Regions from separate parts of the Homo sapiens genome. Here region 2 is linked to region 1. Evidence: read pairs that join two places in POLR2A ChIA-PET (ENCODE). Cell type or tissue: PC-9. All regions are shown on one strand. Each heading gives the region's core, and the rest is flanking DNA. Links, peaks and the distances in the headings are about the cores only.

Evidence for each region. Peaks named below come from ENCODE experiments on the same cell type or tissue, not always from the same donor. Only the 100,000 strongest peaks of a DNase experiment are listed, where the experiment ranks them.
Region 2: POLR2A ChIA-PET joins it to region 1 with 5 read pairs; 2 of 35 experiments call an interaction of 5 or more read pairs at or near these places.

The regions. Positions count from the first base shown.
Region 1 is chr5:39,773,276-39,779,140 of GRCh38, reverse strand. No RefSeq gene overlaps it. Among named protein-coding and RNA genes, the nearest start is that of LINC02104, 260 kb to the right of the region's middle. In PC-9, for the core only: no CTCF peak of the experiment used is centred there; a DNase peak (open chromatin) is centred at 3,520.
Region 2 is chr5:39,850,245-39,856,109 of GRCh38, reverse strand. No RefSeq gene overlaps it. Among named protein-coding and RNA genes, the nearest start is that of LINC00603, 200 kb to the left of the region's middle. In PC-9, for the core only: no CTCF peak of the experiment used is centred there; no DNase peak of the experiment used is centred there.

The DNA.
Region 1 (5,865 bases), core at 1,083-5,082:
CCATCAGGCCCCACCTCCAACATTGGGGATTCCATCTCAACACAAGATTTGGGTGCGGACACACATTCAAACTACATTTGTTACAATATATCCAGAGTTTACTTATAATCATTCTTATCAATTAGAGATACATGTACATATGAATAAATGTTTATAAGGCTTTTAGAAATATTTAAAATGGATATATACTTAAGTGCTCATTCTTAAAATGAGTTATTAGGTGTTTAAACTCAAAACTGGTCTTGCTTCTTACATGAGTATAATTTTAATATTTTCAAGTTGAAAGTATTCAAGAATGCTAGTTAGTATGAGCTCAACTACATCAAAGGGGAAATATTTTTATTGTTTTGCTTTCTATATAAGATTTAAATAGGATACAATCTACCTGGTACATATGTTGAGGCTTACGTACTATATTTTCATTTAGACAGTACTTATAATTTCATCAGGCAAATATATTGAGTCTGAAGTCTTTTTAAAATTAAATAAAGCCTGCACATGGTGGCTTGCACCTGGAATCCCAGCACTTTGGGAGGCAGAGACAGGAGGATAGCTTAAGGCCCGAAGTTTGAGACCAGCCTAGGCAACATAGTGAGACTCCATCTCTATAAAAACAAAAAATAAAACAATAAAATTTAATAAATTTTTATTTGACCACTAAGTAGGGAAATCACTTAAAGACATAATGAATTTCTCAACCTTATAGATCTGATTGAATTGTCTTTAATTAAATATTACATTTATATTTGATTGCATATTAATATTTAATAATAAAATGTTGTATAATATTATACATATTTCTTTCATTGATGACATATGTTTATAGATATTCATTTATTTGTTGTTTTCTTTATCAATGCCATAATTTTTCCTTATTAATAAATTTTAAATGTCCCTTACAAACAAGAATATATTCAATGGGTGCAACATCTGTCTATTGATGATGATGTTGGTGATGATGATATTTTTCATAGCTCCTTCTTTGTCCATAGCTGGTAAACCCTATCTTTCGTTGACCCATAGATTCCACAGTGAGTATAGCTAGCAGTTTCAGGCAGGGTGTATTTTTCAGTGTCAGAGAAACATTTTAAACATGTTGTTTGAAAAACAAAATGTGACTACAAGAATAAATCTTATCACAAAAGGGCAGAAAGGCAGATAAAATGTGAACTCTTCAGCAAACAGAAACCGTAGATGCCAATTTTAATTATATTCTACAATACCACAAACTATCAAATAGGATATTTGAGAGGATTAGTAAATTTCTATAGATACGACAACAATCTTTAAAGTCCAGTTGTCTAGAAAACTGTTTTATTGTCCCTGTATTAGTTTTCTAGGGCTGTTACAATAAGTGCCACAGATGGGTGCTACTTATTGGGTGGCTTAAAAGACAGAAATTTATTTTCTCATAGTTCTGGAGGCTAGAAATTCAAAGTCACAGTGTTGGCAGGGTTCGTTTCTTCTGAGGTCTCTCTCATTGCCTTGTTAGAGGGCTGTCTTTCTCCTGTACCTTTACATGGACTTTCCTCTGTGTGTGGCTGTGTCCTAATCTTTGCTTCTTATTAAGGACACCAGTCACATTGAATTAGACCCAACCCAATGGCCTGACTTAACCTTAATTACCTCTTTGAAGAAACTGCTAAAAAAAAAAATGGCCAGATTCTGAAGGACTGAGAGTTAAAATTTCAACATATGAATTTTGGAGGGACATAATTCAGTCCATAGCAGTCACTGTTTCTAACACCTTTATTATTATAAAAGTAAGAACATGTATTAGTTCATTTAATCTTCACAACAGTATAAGGCAAGTTGTTTTATTATCATTATTCTAGATGAACACCTGAGAGGTTAAGTAACTCACTCAAGCTCACACAGTCAGCAAGTAGTGAAGCTAGGGTTTCACTAGCCCTCACCAGGAGGATGAATTCCAGTGTTTATTATTTTTTTCAAAAAATAATTAAGAATAAGAGATACTGGGAGCAGTGGCTCACACTTGTAATCCCAGCACTTTGGGAGGCTGAGGCGGGCAGATCACGAGGTCAAGAGTTTAAGACCAGCCTGGCCAACATGGTGAAACCTCGTGTCTACTAAAAATACAAATATTACCTGGGCATGGTAGCAGGTGCCTGTAATCCCAACAACTCAGGAGGCTGAGAAAGGAGAATCGCTTGAACCCAGGAGGCAGAGGTTGCAGTGAGCCAAGATTGCGCCACTGCATTCCAGCCTGGGCAACAGAGCAAGACTCCATCAAAAAAAAAAAAAAAAGAATAAGAGAATAATATTCCTGTAAATATTGGTAGCTAGTGTTTTCTTTCTTTTCTTTTTCTTTCTTTCTCTCTCTCTATTTTTTTCTTACTCTTAACAGGCTGTCTCAACTGGCTTCACTACCTAGTCACACTTCAGAATTTCATCTCTTTTGGCAGAAGCATGAAAATGAAGTGTTCTAAGTGTTTGATCATAAAGAAAATGAGTTGTCTTTTATTATTTATTGGTTAAGGAGGATTGACTGGACAGCTACCTCCATAATCCTCTCAAAAGTAATTGATACTGGAAATGTATTGCTCACTGGATTTTCTAATGGCCTACATGTGCTTTTGTCCAAGTAAAATTTTTATGTGGCCTCTGAAGAATTACTGTTTAAAATTATGACAAATCTATATTTAGTAAAAGTTATGGCTCTAAATGTCTATTATGTCATCACATAGGTTCATCAGCAAAAATCCAAATATTAGATTTAATGCAAGAGTCAAGGGAGAATACAGACAGAGTTCGGATCCACTATCCCTTCCCTACACACTACATGTGCCACCCTATGGCTGCTCTTAAGGGTGAGTTGCCTCACTTGAGATGGCTAAAAAGAAGCTCTTCCACATAGATTTTCTTATGGAGGTGTCTGCTTCCTATTCCCGGAATGCTTTTTCTGTCTTCAGCCTTTGAGAACAGGCAGGGCAGGGAATTACAGCCATTAGTTGCGTTCTGGGTACTTGCCATTCTCTAACAAGCTTGTAAGAGGACACAAGGTTTCCTTGTTTCTCACTTGAACCATCTTCTTTCTCTTCCCTTCAATTGCTTTTTTTTTCCCTCTCAAGGCACCTCTGGATTTCTTTTTCCTTTGGACCCAGCATACACCAGGGATGGAAAGCCCCAGGCTTTACATTCGATGCAGGGGAAAGAACACCATAAGGGAACTATTCGAGTGGCTGGTCATTCCATCATAGCAATGGTGCTATCGCTGATGGGAAGTGGGAATTCTTTTAAGTCTTAGTGAGTAAAGTATGAATATCCCCAGGTATCATTTCAAAAACAATCTATTTAACTTGATGCCCATTCCTTTAATCTTGCACTATCCTTTTTCAGAATTATTCTAGAAAATTCTTTGGATAAAAATAAACTGTTTGTAGAAAGTCCCTTTGCATTACCTAATAAAGCTTTTGAAATCATCTGTATAAGTCATGAATTCGAACAGTACTCTCAGGAATGCTGAGTGCCTTAATCAACCAAGTACTGAGTCACCAGCCTGCCTGGCATTTCTGCTACTAGGCTTTTGTTTATTTTCCTCATTTTTTCTTCATCAAAAACTAAGGATATATAACTGAGAGATCAATATACATATGATTTATACTGGTAAATGTCTTGCTTTCTGTTTTCTGTTTTGAGAATTTTCCCAAACTTCTCACATTATTTTGTGACTTCCTTTTTTAATATCCAAGTGATTTATTAGAAAAGTAAATATTAAATTATAAAATTTATGATGTCACATATATATACAGATATAGCTCTATCTAACATTTTAATGCCTCTCCCATTATTAACATCTTGTGTAACTATAGTACAGCATCAAAACCAGGAAACTGTCATTGTTACAGCTCATAGTGCTTATTCTGATTTCACCAGTTATACATGCACTATGCATGTGTGTGTGTGTGTGTGTGTGTAGTTCTCTGTGTGCATAACCATCACAACAATCAAGACACTTTACTGCACCATTACCACAAGACTTCTTCGTCCTACCCCTTTATAGCCACATGTCTAACCTTTAGGAACCACTAAGCTGTTCACCGTACCTATAATTATTTCACAAATGTTACATAAATGGAATCATGAATTAATCCAAAGTATGTATTCTTTTGAGATTGCTTTTTTGGCTCAACATAACATCCATGAGCTTCATCTTAGCTGTTGTGTGTATCAATAGGCTCTTTCTTTTTTATTACTGAGTAGTGTTTCATGACATGTGTGCACCATTCACTGAAGGACATCTGGGATGTTTCCAGTTCTGGTCTATTAGCATTTTTTAAAAACCTGCCATAAGCAATCATGGAGGAATTTTCTGCATGAATTTTTAAAATTTCTCTGTGATATATGTCTAACAGTGCAATTGCTCTGTCAGTCTATTTTTAGTATTGAAAGTAACTGCCAACTATTTTTTCAGAGTTGCTGTACCATTTTACATTCCTAAACACAATGTATGAATGATCCAGTGTCTTTGCACCCTCCTTAGCATTTAGGGTTTTCACAATTTTTTTTTAGCTACTCCGATGTGCAGTGATATCTCATTTTGGTTTTACTTTGCACTTCTCTAACTGCTAATGATGATGATGATGATGATCATGATGGTGATGATAACATTTTTCATAGCTGCTTCTTTGAGCACTGTTGCTAACCCGTTCTCCTAAACCCTCAGATTCAAACTCAGATGTTAAACATATTTTCATGTGTTTTTTTGAAATCCATATACTCTGTGCAGTCAAGTGTCTTTTGCCCATTTTTATTTGGACTGCTTGCTTTTTAAATTTTGAGTTTTGAGAATCATTTATATATTCTAAATAACAATCATTTTTGTACGTGTAATTTTCAAATATATTCTCCAAATCTGTAATTTTTCTTTTTCCCTATTAACAGGGTAATTCAGAGCACACATTTTTAAATTTCTATGAAGTCCAAATGATTATCGTTTGTTTCCTTTTATGGGTCACGCTTTTGGTGTTAAGCCTAACAACTCTTTGCCTAATCCTAGATCTTAAATATTTTCTTTCAATTTTTACCTAGAAGTTTTATAGCTTTATGTTTTATATATAAGTTGAGGATCCATCTTGAGATCATTTTTGTATAGGGTATAAAGCTTATGTCGAGGTTCTTTTTTTTTTTTTTTTGCTTATGGATGTTTAATTGCTTCAGCACTATTTATTGAAAAGGCTATTCCTTCTTCATTGAATTATTTTTGCTTCCTTATCAAAAATTACTTGTGTATACATGTGTGGATATTTCTGACTTCTCTGTTCTGTTCCACTGATCTGTGTTTCTATCCTTCCACCAGTTCTACACGGTCATGATTAATGTAGCCTTAATATTGGGAAGATTAATTCCTCTCACTTTATTCCTTTTCAAAATCATTTTAGCTATTCTAGTATACACTACTTTTAATATTAAAACAGGCATACTCTGCTGATATATAAAACTAACAACAGGAAAAGTAAAGACCACAGCCACATGTACAGTAACAAAACATATCATGCTGTCAGCAAAACAAGTTGATTTATATATATTTATAATTGAAGGACAAAAGAAGACTCTATTGTTCCATTTCTAAGAGTTTATTGCAAAGAATTAATCAGAAAACTTTATTAAGTTGTATGCCTAACAGAATGAATTGTAGTATTGCTTCTAATAGCTCAAAATTTGAATCTGACAGTAACAAAGCAGAGTTACTCAAAGTTTGGTCCATTTTCTATTTCTGGTCTGCAGACTGGTTTCTTAGCAGGTTCATGACATGATAAGGTAAAAATATGAGAGTAAGCATTAAACTTTTATAACAATTTGACAAGGAAATTTTATATATGGACCTTAATATTAGAAAGGGGG
Region 2 (5,865 bases), core at 1,006-5,005, 77 kb before region 1:
GAAGTAGTTAGGAAAAAGCATACTGACATTGGCAATTTACTTTGAAATGCTTCACAAAATAAGATAGATTGATGGAAAGATAGAGGGATAGATAAATGGATAAATAAATTACAAAATAAGTAGATTAATACAAATAATACAGATAAAGGGTCATATAGGTGGTGATAATGGTACCTTGGTGGAGGTGATTTACAACTGTTTATCACAATCATAAAAATGTAGATTTCTTTGACCTAGTTATTCTACTTCTAGAAATATGTCCCATGAAATAATCAGAGGCACATACAAAGATTTATTCTATAATATATGAAGATAGTGAAAAGTAAACATAAAGATATATAAATAAAAACATGGATTAAATATATTACAGTATATCCATACGATTAAATTCTATTCTCCTCAACATTGTTTGACGGGAAAAAATCTAAGAAACTGTGAAAAAATTGAAGATGTATTTCCAAGTGAAAAAAGTAAGTTTGTCATACATGATCAATATTTTGTAAACAGTATTTGAAATGTGATCATTTATCAAAATGTTAACAATTACAGCTGGCTTATTTTCACCCTTTTCTCTATTTTCTAAATTTTCTACAATATTGAATGCATGTCTACTTCTTTAAATAAAAAAAGTAACTTTAAAAGAACTTCACCATAGTTATTTAAAATTAATTTAGACACAATGATGAGCAATATTAATATATTATGGCAGAAATATTATTAAAATGTAGAGGTAGATTATGGCTTAAAACTTTTACATTGTAATCAGAATATTAATTGGGAACGTTCTTAGTCTTTTAGCTATATTCAACTCCTAATTTGATGTAGCATAGGGAAGCAAACAGTCTCCATGAGGTTTTAGAAAGTAGCCAAGGGGAGCTGATGCCAGAAAAAGAAGCCAAGAAGATTGTTGGCTGACATTTAAAATCTCAAAGCAAAGACACAAAAATCAAAGTCAGAAAAATCACAATTTGCGTAGGATAAGTCTTTATGTGTGTTGAGAAAACTGTTTATATTTTGTTTTGCTAAGTTTTGAGGTGGTTTTATTTTTTTCTTTTGTTTTGTTTTTGGTTTTGGTTTCTTTAGTTAAGGCAATGGAAGTTCTATGACCCACTGACCTTATACTGTTAAGTTAACCTTTGACTGAAAAATGGTGGATTATTTACCTGTGGTTAACATATGCCCTCTAAATCTCAGGCTGTCTGGAATTTCCATCAGAAATCTCAAAGTCTCTTATGATAATGCTTAGTATAAGTGGCAAAAATGTAACTTACATGAGTTCTATTATGCCACTTTCCAAATAGTTAAACCAAAAGAATCCAGAGAACATTATATAATCTATTGATAGCAGGCTAAATAATTTTCAAGTGACATGCAACACATACTTATATTTAGTCTTTGTTGTTTGATGTCTTAATAGGTAATTTTGATATCAAAACAAATTAACAAATTGTCTAAGGAAAGCTTGAAATGATTGGCAATGCATTTAATAACAATGAAATTCTTAAAGATTAATCTAATTTGGAACAATGATATAAACTGAGATGAGATGTAAAATTAATAGGTGAGAAGTCATATATTTTCATTGCAAATTATCAACTGCATATAACCAGAATTGGGGAGTATTGGCTTAACAGTTGGGCATAAAATCCAAGAATAACTGACTGAAATCTCATTATTTGCCAACAACAAAATTCAGTTGCCAAAAAAAAGAACTTGTGCCATTTTAATATGATAAGGGATTAATTGTGTCTAGATCAATTATTCTGTACTTATCAGATCATGATTAAGAGTATTGTTTTTCATTCTTCTATCACATTTTAAAAGCTCACACTATAAATAGCTACCATAATAATAAAAGATTTGTTTTCCATTTTGAACATCATCAGGTTTTGCATCACTGCTAGAAGAAACAAATGGGTTTACAATAAGTATCTTCAACTATTGAAGTGCTACTATTTTCAAATGAATTAACTTTATCCATTGAAGCATCAGAAGGCAAAACAAGCACCAAAGACAGTGATTATTCATATCTTTTCTATATACGTTCTTGCCTTTTTGAAGGCTAAGACTACATCTTATTCACCTATTTCCAACACTTGGCCGGGTATCTATAATATTTAATCAGCATTTGTAAATATTGGTGGAATAAATAAATGGATGAAGAAAAAGACAGTTTTCAAAAATAAAGCATTATTTTTAACATTAAAACTGTTTTAAAAATATGAAAATGGGGAGAAAGTAGTCACTAGAATGACAAGCAAAATCTAGTTTGCCATTTTTGGATGCATCAGAGAATAAAATTGCTTTTAGAAGCACTTTGTTTTATTTTGCAACTGTCCAGTCTCCTCTGTCTACAAAGCACATGTTCCCCTTATCACTTAAATTTGCTCTTATCTTTCCTACCTTAAAAAGTCCACTTTCTGCTTCCATCCTATATCTTATCTCCTCTTTACAGCCGGTGGTCTACAGGACTTACAGATTTATTCTTTTACATCCAAGGACAGGTAACTGATTTCCAAACTCATATACCTAACTGCTTATTAAATATCCACATTTGAATGACCCTTAGGAATATAAATCTAATATGTCCAGAACGAATCCCTTATTCTTATTCTATTCCAGTTCTAATTCTTCTTTCAGTGGATAATTCAACCAATATGCTTTTCTGAGCTAGGGCTAATTATCATTCTTTACTTATCTACGAATACACCACTGCCTGAGTCTATCAGTTCTATTGGTCAAACGTCATCTAACGTAACAAACATGTCTTCATAACAAATATTCTTATATTTTTTATGTCCTTTAAACATACCTTCTAACAATTCCCTAGTTTAGGTCACCATAATCTTTTACCTACATTCTTGCCATAATTTTCTATCATATTTCCCTATTTTGAGACAGAAAAATTATTTTCCACATGGCAGCCAAAGTGATTTTTCTATAATACAAGAATAATCACATCACTCCCTCCCATCAAACTCTTCAAATGCCAACAATTCCTTCCAGGTTTTAATACAAAGTTCTTCATGATTTGGAAATTATTTATATTCCTAGAATCATTTCTCCTTAAGGTTTACCTCTTACTCTATGTAAAAGCCCCACCTATTCTTCTCTATGAGTCTTAGAAAACACCATGCTTATTCTCCTGTCTAGAACTTTATATAAGAAATCTCTCTACTTGAATTTCTCCTCCTCTTCTCCTTCATATTGCTAACTCCTTAACTCAGGTGCCACTTAGTCCAGAAAGTTCTCCTTGTCCTACCTCCTTAGTTGCCCTTAGTTGTCCCTTTAGAATCCTCATTACAATAATTTGTAATTGACAAAATAGTGACTTCTTTTTGTCTCCCTTAGATTATAAGCACTGAAAATTTGGCCCCTTGATACTGAATTCAACATTATCTTCTTACTGCTCCACTGACAAGCCCAGTGACTGACATACATAGCAGATATATGAAAAAAAAAAAAAGGAAAAGAAAAAGGGAAAAAAGTGACTGTAAATAAGAAATTATTTTTAAATAGAGATAAATAAAATAAATTGAAGTTTTACGCTCACAAAATAAATCATAATAATTCAAGAGTATGCAAAGAGCTTGGCAGGAACACATTGAAGACTAAGAGTTTTTAGGCCAAATCATCGAAAATAAATATCATCACTTGAGAAATGATCAGAGAAATAAGAAAGGGCCACCATAACATGAATAAGACCTACTGTGAAGGAGAAGGCTTTGCCATTTCTATGCTATTTAGGGTGAACTTTGAGTTATGGTGTTCTGTTGGGCACATCACATATTGAAAGAAAAGTTTGAAAAGCTAAAGTCATTGGGAGAGCACACAGGATGGCAAAAAGTCATAAAATCTTTCTTAACAGCAGTGGTTGAAATAGTTGGAGCCACTTAGTTTAATGAAGACAAATTAGTGAAGACAGTGTGGCTGACCCCAAATATTTGACAGGCTTTCATAAGTAAAAGGGATATTGGCCTCATATAGCTCTGAGGTATGAATGGCTGTAAATGGAAATTGGACATTTCTTATGATAAAAAGAAATTTCATATGACCTAGAGTTTTGCAAAAAGCTTCCACATTATTAGATTTATACAGGTATAGAAGAGAGGACTACTAAAGGTTCAGACACTATGGGTATAGGATGGGCTCCTGATGATAATCGCTGTTCAAATATGAAAGTTTGTCACTATGAAAGAGGTAAACAAAGGAAGCAGCTAGTGTCATGGACTATGTTCCATAAAGGTGATGTCAAGAATATTACATAGGCCGAGCACAGTGGCTCACGCTTGTAATTCTAGCACTTTGGGAGGCTGAGGCAGACGGATCACGAGGTCAAGAGATCGAGAACATCCTGGCTAACACAGTGAAACCCAATCTCTACTAAAAATACAAAAAATTAGCCGGACATGGTGGTGGGTAGTCCCAGCTACTTGGGAGGCTGAGGCAGGAGAATGGCGTGAACCTGGGAGGCAGAGCTTGCAGTGAGCTGAGATCGCGCCGCTACACTCCAGCCTGAGCAACAGAGTGAGACTCTGTCTCAAAAAAAAAAAAAAAAAAAAAAAAAAAAAAAGAACATTACATAAAAAGCTCCCAGTCAGATCAGGGTTAGGAGCAGAACCAGAGAATCACAGGACAGCAATGTGCTGCTCAAAAAGGAGAGAACCATGCAGCCCAACCTGGATCCAACAGCCAGACTCATGCTGTTGTGGGACCGTGAATAAATGCTGGGACCCTGATTCCCACACTGAGTCTTTAATCCCAAAGTGTCTTCTAGCTGTCACTTGACACTTCCAAACATCTACTGTCTTCCAAATATTAGACAGCATAAATGATAAACCTGACAAAATACAAGAAGAGAATAACCTCCCTTTCACATCTAAGTCTTCCAGTTACAAGGAGGGACTGCTAAATAAGACTCCCATGGTTTAAGCCAGTATAACTTTTCTGCAGTTCTTTATATGCTATAGACGGGGGGATGCTGGCAATAGGGGACCTCTGAATTCCAAGGAAGCTCCTGGATATGTGGGATGCCAGGATCCTCCTAACTTGTCCTCAGCCAAATCTATTCTGGAGTTTTTGGTTTTAGACACTCCCTAGACCTCATGTAAGTCAGAGGAGTAGGCAGAGTCATCATTTCCCCTTCCAGGGAGATTTCCATGGGAAAAGCACTGTTCCTTTAACCCCTTACAAACCTGATAATTACTCTACAGAAATAGTTTTGGTACCAAATATTCCTGGAAAATACAATCCTTCAAGAATTTCTTTCAGTGTTTTTATGCCATGTGTGAATAAATTTACTGGCCTTATACCTGAGAGTAAATTTTGGTACATAAAGACAAAAGGAATGCCACTAAGTGAGAAGGCATGTGAAAGGAAAGTGCGCAGATGACACTTTCCCCTTCAGAACTTTCCCAGAAAACGTGGTCTGCCACAAAGTGGCTGGTGTATGCCTTCAGCTTTGGACTTTGTTGGGCAGATTTTAACTTTATTTTTATAAAACTTATCCAGAATGTACATAGATTATGAATCCTTTGATCTGTTACAAATGCAAGGGCACGCAGTGCTGTATTTTAGTTTCCAAGTTTGTGTTCTGTTGGAAACCGCATTTAAGAATTTGGCAATCTCAATGCTAAACCATGCAGAAAGATTTCCCATTTTTATGAAATACCCACAAAGTCAACATTCTTTTTTTTAGCATCCGTTCATCAAGTAACAAAATAATAAAAACTACATCAGAGGGACTTGAAATTACTCAAGACATTTTACTCTGGCATCTAATATGATTTCAACAAAATATGTCATAGTCTATTTAATATAAAATCAACATGATAACAAATATTTTTGAACTTCTATCTTATTCTC